2 separate regions of the Homo sapiens genome follow, and region 2 is linked to region 1. The links are chromatin contacts, found by Hi-C or POLR2A ChIA-PET in ENCODE. All regions are on one chromosome and are shown on one strand. The core of a region is the stretch at or near the end of the contact, and the rest is flanking DNA. Distances in the headings are between cores, read along the strand shown. Region 1 holds the start of SVBP (small vasohibin binding protein). Region 2 holds the start of SLC6A9 (solute carrier family 6 member 9).

Region 1 (6,113 bases), core at 1,162-3,661:
AGAGGATGAGTCTAAGGAGGGATGCTGCCAAGAAAAAAAAAAAAGACACTGGTAAATGACCTGGTTCACATCTGTAGTACCAGCCACTGAGGGGCTGAAGCGGGAGGATCACTTGAGCCCACCTCTGAAAATAAAAAATAAACAAGGGATGCATAGATCATTAAGCAAATAAAAATAGATAATTTTTTGACTCTAGAAAAAATATTATTCAATAAAGTGAATATAATCTTAGTGTAGTATATACCTCAACTGTAAAAATATTCTAGTTATATTACTATAAACTCTTGCTAGTCATTCAACAAACCAGGAAATTCTGCAGCCTGGCCAAGAGTCCACTGGTAGACACAAAAGAGACAGACAAAGCATAAACTCATGGAAAGAATAGAGAGGGGACTTTGACAGTGTTCAGCCTCAACATTCACTCCCTCCTGGCTCCAACCTTCACCTTCCCAATAAAGAATGTAGAATCCCAAACTGGTATCTCCAGTTCCGTTCTTTTCTGAAATCTTCTAATTGCTCACTGGACAATTCTTCTTGCCTATTGCCACTTGAAGCGTAATCTAGCTCTTTCTCTCTCTCGGTCCCTCTCTTGCGCGCGCGCACACACACACACACACACACACACACACACACACACGCTCCTAACTTATCCTCTTCCTCACCGTTTCCCAAACCAACTCATCACACCTTCTCCACTTTCAACAGTGGCTCAGTGGCACCACTACTTTTCCAGTCTTCCATGTGGCTTTTCCACTCCTCCATTCCCTATAGCTGGTTTGTTTTTAGCTGGCTTCTAAAGGTCCTGCCGTGTCTTCAGCTGTAATCTAGTTCATAGCTTATATGAACGTTATAAACCATACCATGTGACACAAATGTAAAATACCAGTACTACATCAAGATTTCTGAAATAGACTCTGACTTGGTTACTTTTATTAATAATAATCGAATCAGCATTTGTATAGGGTTTTTAAAAAGACATTTAATGTACTTTCCTCTGATTGCTAAAGTATAAACGTTTACTGTAGAAATTTTGGAAAAGCTGGGCGCAATTGCTCACATCTGTAATCCCAGCACTCTGGGAGACTGAGGCAGGAGGATCACTTGAGCCCAGGATTTCCAGATCACCCTGGGAAACACAGTGAGACTCCATCTCTACAAAAAAATTTTAAAAAATTAGCCAGGCATGATGGTGTGTGCCTGTAGTCCCAGATACTTTGGAGGCTGAGGTGGGAGGATTGCTTGAGCCCAGGTTACAGTGAGTTATGATCACACCACTGCACTCCAGCCTGGGTGACAGAGCAAGACCCCATCTATTTTTTAAAAATTAAATAAATAAAAAATAAACATTGTGCAGTAGATCTCTAGAACTTTTTCACCTTACAAACCTAAAATTCTATACCCTTTAAACAATTCCTCTTTTCCCTCTCTCCTAGCCACTGGCAGTCACCATTCTACTTTCTGTTTCTTAGACTTTGATTGCTTTAGATACTTCATATGAATGGAAACATGCAGTATTTGTCTTTTTGGGGCATTGTGCTCACTTTTAAGGCTTTTGATACCTAGTACTAAACTGACCTCCAGAAAGGCTGTTAACGATTTACAGTTTGACTGGAAGCGTGTGTCCATCTGGGCTGAGTTCATTGCTTGCTTAGCATCTATCAGTTGTTTCAATTCTTGCCAGTTTGATAGAGGAACAAATAGTGGACCCAAACAGGGTTTTACTTTGGATAAGGCCATTGTCCTATGAATCCTGGCTGAAATATTTGCTCCAGCACTTAGAAGCTGTGTGACCCGGGACAACTCACTTAACTTTTCAATGCTTCTGTTCCCTTATGTGTAAATGGGGATAATAATATACACGTATACATTATACACACTTATTATGAGGAATTAGTTAATAAATGTGAAGCTGTAAGAACAGTGCCTGGAATATAGTAAGCCCAAATGTAAGGTAGCTATTATCATTTTTGTCAATCCTTGCTAATGTAATACCTGGAAAATTACAGCCAGCTATTTTAATTTACATCTCCTCGGTAATCAGTTGAACGTGAATGTTCTCTGTATTTATACTGGCTATTGGTACTTCTGTCAAGATTTCCTTTTTCAAAGCACTGTGGCAAACGGGATCTCACTTGATCCTCCCAATAAACTCATGAATGAAGAAGGTGGCAATCATCAATCCCCACTTTTCGAATTAAGAAATTGAGCCTCGGAATTCGAATTCTGAGCAATTCCAATTCCAGGATTCGGATCTCACCCTCTAAAACCTAGTAGCTGTTGCAGAAAATATAACGGGAAAAAGCTTTGGTTAGCCGTAACCACCACCCACCCCGGTGTGGCTCCGCCCCTGCCCCGCCCCGGCACCGGCTTGCCCCGCCCCGCCCTCTACGCGGGTTTCCAGCCATCCTCTCTGCGCACGCGCGGCCGCTCCTGCGGGCGGAAGCCTCCTGGCGCTCGGCCCTGCGCCCCTCCCCCCGGCGCGCGGCCCCGCCCAGGACGAGGGGCGGTGGGCAGGCAGCGCTGGGTCCAGTGGTCGGGGGAAGGCGAGGATTACCCTCCCGGAGGCGTTGTCTGCGACTCGGCGGAGGCTCCAACTTCCAGTGGCCCGGTCGGGAAAGGTACAGACTCCCAAGCCTCTTGGTCGGCGGCTCCAGCGACCGCCATTTTCCTCCAGGAGAGGGAAGAGGGCAGGAGGCGGGGGCCGTCCCCTGGGGCCGGGCGGGCCGGGGCGGGGTCGGGGGGCCGGGCGGTGGGGGGCGGGCCCGGCTGGCTATGGGGCCCGGCCCCCTGGCCCCAGGAGCGGCTGCTGCGGCGGAGTTAGGCCGGCCGCAGTGGGAAAACCCTGGGCGCCCTCTGGGTCTCAGCGTCCCATTAGGACGGTTCCGCGCTGGGTGCCGCACGCCGCACAGTGGGCAACGCTTTCACAGGGGTCTTTGCATTTCACCCGCACACAGCAGCTCCTGGAGGGAGGCCAGGAAAACACTTAACCCATTTTGCAGACAGAAAACTAAGGCTCAAAGTGGGGAGGAGACTTGCCCAGGGACACCCAGCGAGGTTGTGGCCTTGGGACTCGGTTCCTACTCCCCCACATCCAGCGCCCTTGCCACCAGACCACTCTGCCTCACCTGGCAAAGGATGGGGCGGAGCTAAAGGATTAGAGGAGTAACTGGCAGGGTATTTTTTGTTTTGTTTTGTTTTGAAGATCTGCCTCTTTCTGTACCACCCAGATCAGAGCCTCCTAAGAAATATCCAGAAGTCAAGCCATGGATCCACCTGCACGTAAAGAAAAAACCAAAGTTAAAGAATCTGTCAGCAGAGTTGAGAAGGCCAAACAGAAATCAGCCCAGCAGGAGCTGAAGCAGAGACAAAGAGCAGAGGTGAGATTAAGGCGGAGGCTCTGTATGCCTGTAGTCTGCTGGAGATGATGCTGGAATAGAGAAACAGCAGAAAGGAGAACTGACAGCGAGCCATACTTGCCTCCAGGCAGGATGGGTGTTCTCCCAGGTTTAGAGGGGACAACACTGAGGTTCAGAATGGTGAGGTGGCAGCCCAGAATCACATGCCAAGTTAGTGTCAGAACCCCAGTCTGGTGCGGAGCTTTTGTGGTAAGAGACCCAAGGGAAGGAAGAAAGGAAAAAAAATGATATGTAAGGGGAAAGAAGGGGTCAGAATGAGAGAGAGCACGCAAGTGTCAGACACCCCCAGTACAGATGTTCTGGATTTGGTGCGGAAAGCAGCTACTCATGCCAGGTAGAGGCCCAAGCTTTAAACTCACCAGTGTGTTCCTTTGTTCTCTCAACGATTACAATCAACTTGAGAATAAAAAGCTTTAAACTTTACCCTGCCAATATTGAGCCACATACAGACATAAGTATTTTATTTTAGTATTTAATGTCAGGGAAAATCTTGCTGGTCTCTTTTTCCCTCTTTGTTTTGTTTATCTGTCTGCTTTGTTCATTTCCTGTCTTACATCCTTTTACTTCTCCATGGACAACTACTTTTTTTTATACTTTTACATTCAAATATATTAATAGATATCCTTGAACAATATACAGTAGTATTTTAAATTTTTACATTAATAAAATTCCTGCATTTTATTTTGCATTTTGCTTACATTGTTTTTTAGAACTATTCATGCCAATATAAGAATTTAGTTTATTCTCATTAATTTTTATAATAGTCTATTTTATGCATCCATTTTACTTAGTATATTTATTCATTCTTACAGAGATGCACATTTAAATTATTTATAGTATTTTTTGCTATTACAAACATTGCTGTAGTGAAAAGCTTTTAGGTGTCTCCTTTGGCACCTGCCTTAGAATTTCTGTAGGTTATTTAACTAGAAAAATTACTGGGTACATTCTCAATTTTACTAGACATTGCCACATTGCTTTTTTTTTTTGAGATGGAGTCTCTTTTTATTTTTTATTTTTTATTATTATACTTTAAGTTCTAGGGTACCTGTGCACAACATGCAGGTTTGTTACATATGTATACATGTGCCATGTTGGTGTGCTGCACCCATTAACTCGTCATTTACATTAGGTATATCTCCTAATGCTTTCCCTCCCCCCTCCCCCCACCCCACAACAGGCCCTGGTGTGTGATGTTCCCCTTCCTGTGTCCAAGTGTTCTCATTGTTCAGTTCCCACCTATGAGTGAGAACATGCGGTGTTTGGTTTTTTGTTCTTACGATAGTTTGCTGAGAATGATGGTTTCCAGCTTCATCCATGTCCCTACAAAGGACATGAACTCATCCCTTTTTATGGCTGCATAGTATTCCATGGTGTATATGTGCCACATTTTCTTAATCCAGTCTATCATTGATGGACACTTGGGTTGGTTCCAAGTCTTTGCTATTGTGAATAGTGCCATAATAAACATACGTGTGCATGTGTCTTTATAGCAGCATGGTTTATAATCCTTTGGGTATATACCCAGTAATGGGATGGCTGGGTCAAATGGTATTTCTAGTTCTAGATCCTTGAGGAATCACCACATTGTCTTCCATAATGGTTGAACTAGTTTACAGTCCCACCAACAGTGTAAAAGTGTTCCTATTTCTCCACATCCTCTCCAGCACCTGTTGTTTCCTGACTTTTTAATGATCGCCATTCTAACTGGTGTGAGATGGTATCTCATTGTGGTTTTGATTTGCATTTCTCTGATGGTGAGTCTCTTTTTTTTTTGAGACGGAGTCTTGCTCTGTCACCCAGGCTGGAGTGCAGTGGCGTGATCTCTGCTCACTGCAACCTCTGCCTCCCGGGTGCAAGCAATTCTCCTGCCTCGGCCTCCAGAGTAGCTGGGATTACAGGCGTGCACCACTGCCTTGGCCTCCCAAAGTGCTGGGATTATAGGTGTGAGCCACTGCACCCGGCCGATATTGTCAACTTTTAATTTTTGTTAACCTGATTCATTCATTAAATATTGGCCAGGCACAGTGGCTCACACCTGTAATCCCAGCACTTTGGGAGTCCGAGGCAGGCGGATCATGAGATCAAGAGATTGAGACCATCCTGGCCAACATGGTGAAACCCTGTCTCTACTAAAAAAAAAATTAGCTGGGCGTGGTGGTGCTCCCTGTAGTCCCAGCTACTCGGGAGGCTGAGGCAGGAGAATTGCTTGAACCCAGGAGACGGAGGTTGCCGAGATTGTGCCACTGCACTCTAGCCTGGGCGACAGAGCTAGACTCTGTCTCAAAAACAAAAAAAAAAGAAAAAGAACTGCTAGTATGTGCCAGGCACTGTTCGAGGAATTTGAGTCACATGATGACAAAGCAGAAAAGAATCCCTGCCTTCATGGATCTTGCATTCCAGCAAGGGGAGGCAGTAAACATAATAAGTAAACTTACTAGTGCATTTGAAGTTAATCTGTAAACTGAAATCTACCTTTGGGTTAAGGCAGACCCCCTGAGAGCTGTGGTCCTTTACCTTCCCATTCCCACCTGGATCCGGGTCCTCAGATGATATGACTGCATTGTGCTTTGGTGAACAATATGAGGGTTGCTATAAGAAACAGCCCTGAAGCAGGAGAACAGAAGCTACAGATAAGAAAACCATTGATCAGAGAAATGGTGATATAGCCAAGGGAGCTCTCACTGGAGGAACAGA
Region 2 (6,113 bases), core at 2,058-4,557, 1.2 Mb before region 1:
CTTGGACAACGCCAAAGTCAATACTTCCTGTCTATATGCCTGATTTTACCTGGAGCCACTGAGGTCCAGCCCGGAACCCCTGTTCTGAACCCCATGATTGGCTTATGCTGCCCCAAGGCTGGGGTGGCAGGGCTGGGGTGGCGGGGTTTCAGGGGTAGAGAAACCACAACAGGATGGCCTAAGGGGTACCTGGAGCCCCAGAGACAGCTCTCAGGTCTGAAACCAATCTAACCTGCTCCTCTGCATTGGGACAGGGCAGTGGAGGTGCCAGGCACTGACCACTGGGCTCCAGGTTCAAGAAAGGAAGAATCTGAGAGCAGAGCCCAGGCAGGCACCTCCCAGTAATGCTTCCTGGCTACTGAGGCTGGGGTTCTAAGGAGGTGGAGACCCCTGGCCAGGCCTGGCTTCAACTACAGGCAATGTCCACCCTCCCCCACCTTCTCAGCAGGCCCCCAGCACCACTCCATCAAGGTGCCCAGTGCTGCCAGCTCCTGCAGTGACCACCAGAAGTGGCCCAAGTCTGGCATTATTCATATTCCTACTAGACACACACCTAAGCTGACTATGTGCATCTCGAAACAGAGGCCTTGATCCTGCAGGCTGATGACACCACTCGAGGAAACCAGCCAGCCCTGGGGGCTCTGACGCTGGATGCAGCCCTCCCAGGAAATAGCTCCACTGGCTGCAGTAACTGGAGGCTCCTGAGCCACATTTCAGCCTGCAGTGGGTGGTGGGTGGGCCCCAGCCCAACTGCTGCCCTGCCCCAGGAAGAAGCAGGCCCGTCAAAATGTCTGACCCCGTCCGTCCCCCATCCCCTCCCCTGCCCCAGTCTGTCCTCAGTCCTGATCCCCCTGCCCGCCCCACAGTGGCCCAGGCTGGCCATGCCCTTCCCACCCTGCAGGCCAGCTGCTCAGAGCCAGGGGCTCACAGCCAGGGACGGAGGCTATCCCAGCTCCCACCCGGGCTGGGCCCAAACCTGCCTCCTTTGGGCCTCATTCTGATTGGAAAAAAACAGCCTCTCTAGTCCCTGTCTCAGGAAGATGACTTTTCAAACCAGAATCTTTCTCACAAGTGTCTCCTCAGGACACAGCTGTGTGGTTTCCTGAAGCTCTTTCTGGTTCAAGGTGGGTAAAACACACATATCCATGAATCTGTTTCTATGTATACAAATAGACTTTGAGCTATGCCAGTGTTAGTCTAATAAAGCCCTCTGGCCAACATCCCCAATCTCCCTAAACACTCCAAGGAAAATTTTCTCTTCACCCCACGTCCCTGTCCCTAGGTTAGTCCCCAAGCCTTCCTCTTTCTGACGGAGCCTCAGAGGGCTGGCCCCTGAGCACCCATCCTCCTCTCTTCTAACAGCCCAGGCCCCAAGCCCCTAGGCCTGAGGGCATCCTGGAAGTCTGGCTTGCAGCACCCTACACCTGCCTCCCTTCATATGGATTCCCTGAGCCATGAAAACTCTCGGAATCTTCACTGAGTGTTCTTAGCGCTCAGTGCCCTCTTCTAGGCCTGTCCCCACCCCAGCCTACTGCTGGAAGGGAGAAGGAGGGAGGCCTTTTCCCCTTCATACTCTTCCTTGTCCGCCTTCCTCTACTTGGGGGCCTCTTCGACATCCTCCATCTGCCTTCCCTGGGGTGGTATCCCTTTTGATGAGCCCCAGCGAGGAGGCAAGGAGGAAGATCCTAAAAAAAACTTATGGAGGAAGTTACGTCCTGGCAGGAGAGATATAGAGGGCTTGGACCCCATCTGCCCAGTCCCAGGAATTGAGCACACACATAACTACACAGACCTGCTGCAGTGCACACAATCAGTCTTCCACAGATGTACCTACACAAATACACAATCGGGGCTCAGGTGTCTGGGGGCACAGACACAACAGGTTGCCTAGATCCAGGTGTGTGTGCACACAACTCACGCAAGAAACACCTGCACTTGGCTTGTAGGAGACTAAAAATCCCAAACATGCTATACCTACTAGGTTTGGGGACAAAGTAAAAGTGAAAATAATCTCGCTGATAAGACTAAGGTGTCTTCCCAGATCTGATCAGGAGTCCAATGTGAATAGGAGACAACAGAGAGCTGTCTTTGTACTTTGGCTCTGAGGAAGGTTTGTGGAATGGACCGCGTGTGGCCTGAGAGAGCTCGCATTTCAGGGAATGCCTGGGCTTGATGCCTGTTATCTTGTTCAGTGCCTCTGATAAATTAATAAACTGGAATCTCACTCAACAATTGGTTTCACGTGAGTTTGGCATGTGTGCACTCGCTTCTTGGAGGCTGACTGTCCCAAGGAAAAAAATTAAACTGTTTCCTGGCCAGAAAATGGTGAGGACTCAGGGTCCAAAGTAGAAATTGCCTCTGTGGGCTGGGCCCCTTCCCTGAGCAGATGCCCTACTCAGGTTGGGGCAAAAACCAGTTCCTCTGACAGAACTAACTGGCCACTCTCCATGAAAGGTGGTGGCTCTCACAAGGTATGCAAATGTGGGAGGCTCATTCCAAATGCCAGCCACCACTCCCCAGAGGCAGCCTGGAGCAATGGGCTTTATATACACACACATGCATTTCCTTAGCCCCTTCTCTCTGTTTCACAGAGGAGGAAACCGAGGCTCACCATGCTCCTTTTGGCAAAGACTCTTTTTTAGCTGAGATTGTAACCCAGGTCTGTCTCACCATGGAAGGAGGAGGGATCCCAGGTTGGTGTCTGCAGCCCCTGTAACACCACCTCAAAAGTAGAGCTGACCAAGCCGGTGGTCCAGGAGGGAAATTTGAGAAAGGGCTACCCCGAGCCCTCCAGTTCCAAGGAGTAGGACCTAGGCCTTACCCAGCAATGCCCACAGTCTCTAGCGGCTCTGCTCCAAAGGGAATGGAATTTGCTCTGACTTCTCTCTAGGGGAAACGCAGGCGCAGAAGGCCAGGGGCCTGGAGGGCTAACTCCAGCCTCAGCCCCCCATAGTGCCCCAGGCCTTCTGGCTTCATTCCAGCCTAGCCCGAAGGGGCCCACATCTGCTTGCTCAAGGGCCCCAGCTGGAGGGCAGCGAGGCAGGGGCGGAGAAGGGGACTCCTTTGTGGCGCTCACTCCCAGGGGTTCGTGGGGATCAATCATCTGAAAGCTGGAGAGACTTGTAATTTTATTCCCTGGGAGGAGGAGCCTGAGAAGTCGGCACGGGAGGAGGGGATGGGATGGAGAGGGGAGGACGGCCAGGGGAGCCGTTCGGGTAGGGGAGGGACTTGGCTAGATCTCCCAAGCCTTCTCCACTCTTCAAACTTTCACCAAACTCTTAGCCCCCGCCTCCCCGAAACCAAAACACAACAGGCTGTGGAAGAGCTGCGAGCGGCGCGGCGGGGCGGGCGAACTCGGCGCGGCACAGAGCCTCGGGAGGCTGATGCAACTTTCCCTTTAAGAAAGCCACCTGGGCGCACCGCGGTGCGGACCCAGCACGCCTGGGCCGGGGGCTGCAGCATGGTAAGGGGGCTGGGGGAAGGGACGCTGGGGCCCGCGCCTCCGTCTGTCCTGCCGTCGGTCTGAGTGTTCGGCGGCTCCGCGGGGCTGAGCCCCAGGACCAGCGTGTGCGTGTGTGTGTGTGTGTGTGTGTGTGTGTGTGATCGCGCATGTATGCGGGCATCTGTGGGTAAGAGTGTGGGTGCACGCACCGGGATGTCTGTCTCGCCGCAAAGATCGGGGTAGGTGCGCGCGTCTGGGTGTCACCGCTGTCACCAAGGAGCTGAAGCGGGAGGGAGAGGGAAGTGGGGGGAGCTCCTGCGTGGGGTGGCGGGGGGGCGCCAGACGCCGGTTCGATCGGGGGCGGCGGGCGCAGGCTGTGCGGGTAGCGCCGGAGCCAGAGCGTGGCACTGTCCGTCCGAGGAGCCAGTGGTTCTGCGCTCTGGGGGCCTGCAGGGGTCGACAGTCGGCCGTGCCTGCACCCAGCGTGCGGGCTCCCGCTCGCTCCATCGCCTCTCAGCGCCCGCCAGCCTGGCTGCCTATCTGGCCCCTCCAGCCGGCCTGCCTCCCTATCTGCCCTCCCGGTGCCGGTTCCAGTGCCCGTGCGCCCGCGGGACCCGGGAAGCCGCGCGGGAGAGTCCTGGCGCACTCAGCCTCTCTTTGTCCGCGCTCTGGCCGCGGCTTTGGGAAGGGACTGCGAGCGAGCCGGGAGTTCTCTGGGGGTTGCTACCCTGGGAAGAATCCGTGCCCTCCCCACCCCAACCCTCATTACCGGCACACCTAGGGCGGGGCCGGGCGGCCGCAGGTGAGGGCAGGGGCCTAGCAGCCCTGGAGAGCCCACCCCCGGCCGGCGCTCCGCACCCGGCAGCCACTGCAGATCTCGAGCAGGCGGCGGGGCCGGGCCGGGCGGGAGAGTGGGGCTTGCCCGGAGGGCCGGGAGGGGCCGGTGCCGGCCCGGGGGCGGGGCCGTGGGGCGGGGACCTCGGCGCCCCGGTACTTTTCCACCGCAGGGGCCGGGGGCGGGGCCGCCGCCTCCACGCCAGCTTAGGCCCACACGTGGCGGCTGATGTAACGCCCGTGCCCCCACATCTCTCTCCCCGATTAAAGCGGACGCGCCCCACTTCGAGGAACCGGGACGCTGCGGGCGGTGCCGCTGCTCCCAGACCGACCGCGCCCCTGCCCGCCGGCCGGAGGCCTCCGCGCCTCGGGCCGGCGGATACTTAAAGGAGCCGCACCCCCTTTCGGGCCTGCTCTCCGCAAGCCACACCCCCTCGCGGATCACTCTTAAAGGAGACGGGACGCTTGCTCGCTGACAGCTTCCGCACAAAGCGCGGTCTATTTCTCCGCTGAAAGGAGCGTGAGGGTGCGGCCGTTGGGAAATAAAGGCTGCAGGGCGAGGAGTGGGGAAAGAGAAAAACCTGAAAGGTTAAAGACTGCCAAAGTGAGGGAGCATCAGAAGGTTGGAGAGTAGTGGGTGAGGGGACTGGTTCTAGGGACTAATGGGCGACACTGAGCATGCCCAAGTGTTTCCAAGGACCGCAGAGAAAACGCCCCCTTTACTTGGCCTATGCGGCGACTGCGGCTGTACCTGCTCAGTTCCCGGCTCTGGGGACACAGAAGAATCACGCCTCTGCCCTGGTAGAACTCTCCATCTAGTGGGGAGCCAGACTTGGGCACAAGGAAGCATGCCTCAATTGCTACGTGTGGCAAGCGTGGGGGTACAGTAGGAAGGCTGACAGCAACGGGGAGGACCTAGGAAGGCTTCATGAAGATAATAGCATTGGGATAGGTTTTGAGGATGGGTAGGATACATACAGGTGGAAGTGGAGACAAGGGTGCTCAAAAAACATGGAACGGGTGCCGGGGCAAAGGCATGAAGCAGGAGCCCTCTGCAAGTGCTGGGTAGTCTCACGTGGCGGCAGATGGCCGCAGGCTGCTGACCTGGGCTCCCAGGTAGAACTAAGGGCTGTTTCCTGCTCCCACAGCTCCTCCACTTCCTCCAACACAGTGAATGGAAATTATGCTTCTTCCTCTGTCTACTAAACTGTGCGGTCCTTCAAGCTAGGAAAAGAGCCTGTCACCTTTCCATCCCCCGTGAGGACTCCAGGGCTTGGCCAAGATGGACCGTTAAAACTGATTGACCTGACAGTCCTGTCTGATACTCAGCGGTGAGACTGTCAAGGTGGGCCAGGGTTCTGTGGCTGATGTCTCAACATCTGGCTCACAAGCAGCTCAGACCAGCTTGTCCAAGCCAGCCCTCCTGTCCCCGCACCAAACCTGCAGCCTCACCAGCATTCGTCCTCTGGGTCGGGCACCGGTTTCCTCCCACTGCACCAGCAGAAACCAGAGACTCCTTCTTATCCCTCCCCCTACCCAGTCCGATTCATCACCAAGTCTCGCCATGTTGCCTTTTATATTTCTCTGAAATCTGTGCACCTCTCCTCACCCTATTGTCACCTTCCTAACCTGAGCCCCTTCATTTTTGGCCTGGCTCCTTCCTTCCTTCCTTCCTTCTTTCCTTCCTTCCTTTCTTTCTTTCTCTCTCTCTCTTTCTTTTTTCTTTTTCTTTTTCTTTTGACGGAGTTTTGCTCTTGTTGCCCAGGCAATAGTGCAATGGCACAATCTTGACTCACTGCAACCTCTGTCTCCCAAGTTCAAGCAATTCTCATGACTC

Evidence for each region. Hi-C counts contacts between places; a loop is a spot of excess contacts on that map. ChIA-PET counts read pairs that join two places held with the same protein, here RNA polymerase II (POLR2A). Pooled maps may share reads with other maps.
Region 2: a map with no recorded cell type shows a loop between it and region 1 (18-fold over the local background). The contact joins the promoter of SLC6A9 here to the promoter of SVBP in region 1. A Hi-C loop is called at or near these places in 1 of 37 single-sample maps with no recorded cell type and 4 of 50 pooled maps. POLR2A ChIA-PET finds 5 or more read pairs at or near these places in 2 of 52 experiments (both activated T-cell).

Annotation. Positions count from the first base shown.
Region 1 is chr1:42,813,695-42,819,807 of GRCh38, reverse strand. It overlaps SVBP (small vasohibin binding protein), which reads left to right and starts at 2,411. Exons shown (of 3, transcript NM_199342.4): 1 at 2,411-2,618; 2 at 3,228-3,377. The coding sequence starts at 3,264. It overlaps ERMAP (erythroblast membrane associated protein (Scianna blood group)), which reads right to left and starts at 2,686. Exons shown (of 12, transcript NM_001017922.2): 1 at 2,555-2,686. RefSeq lists silencers at 2,268-2,557, 2,708-2,907, 3,468-3,537.
Region 2 is chr1:44,028,656-44,034,768 of GRCh38, reverse strand. SLC6A9 (solute carrier family 6 member 9) reads left to right here and starts at 3,307. Exons shown (of 14, transcript NM_001024845.3): 1 at 3,307-3,463. LOC107984948 (a long non-coding RNA gene) reads right to left here and starts at 4,355. Exons shown (of 2, transcript XR_007066054.1): 1 at 4,220-4,355. LOC124904168 (a long non-coding RNA gene) reads left to right here. Exons shown (of 4, transcript XR_007066055.1): 3 at 449-1,124; 4 at 2,042-2,226. RefSeq lists enhancers at 1-58, 3,577-4,173, 4,815-5,372, 5,373-5,932 and silencers at 3,766-3,835, 4,156-4,705.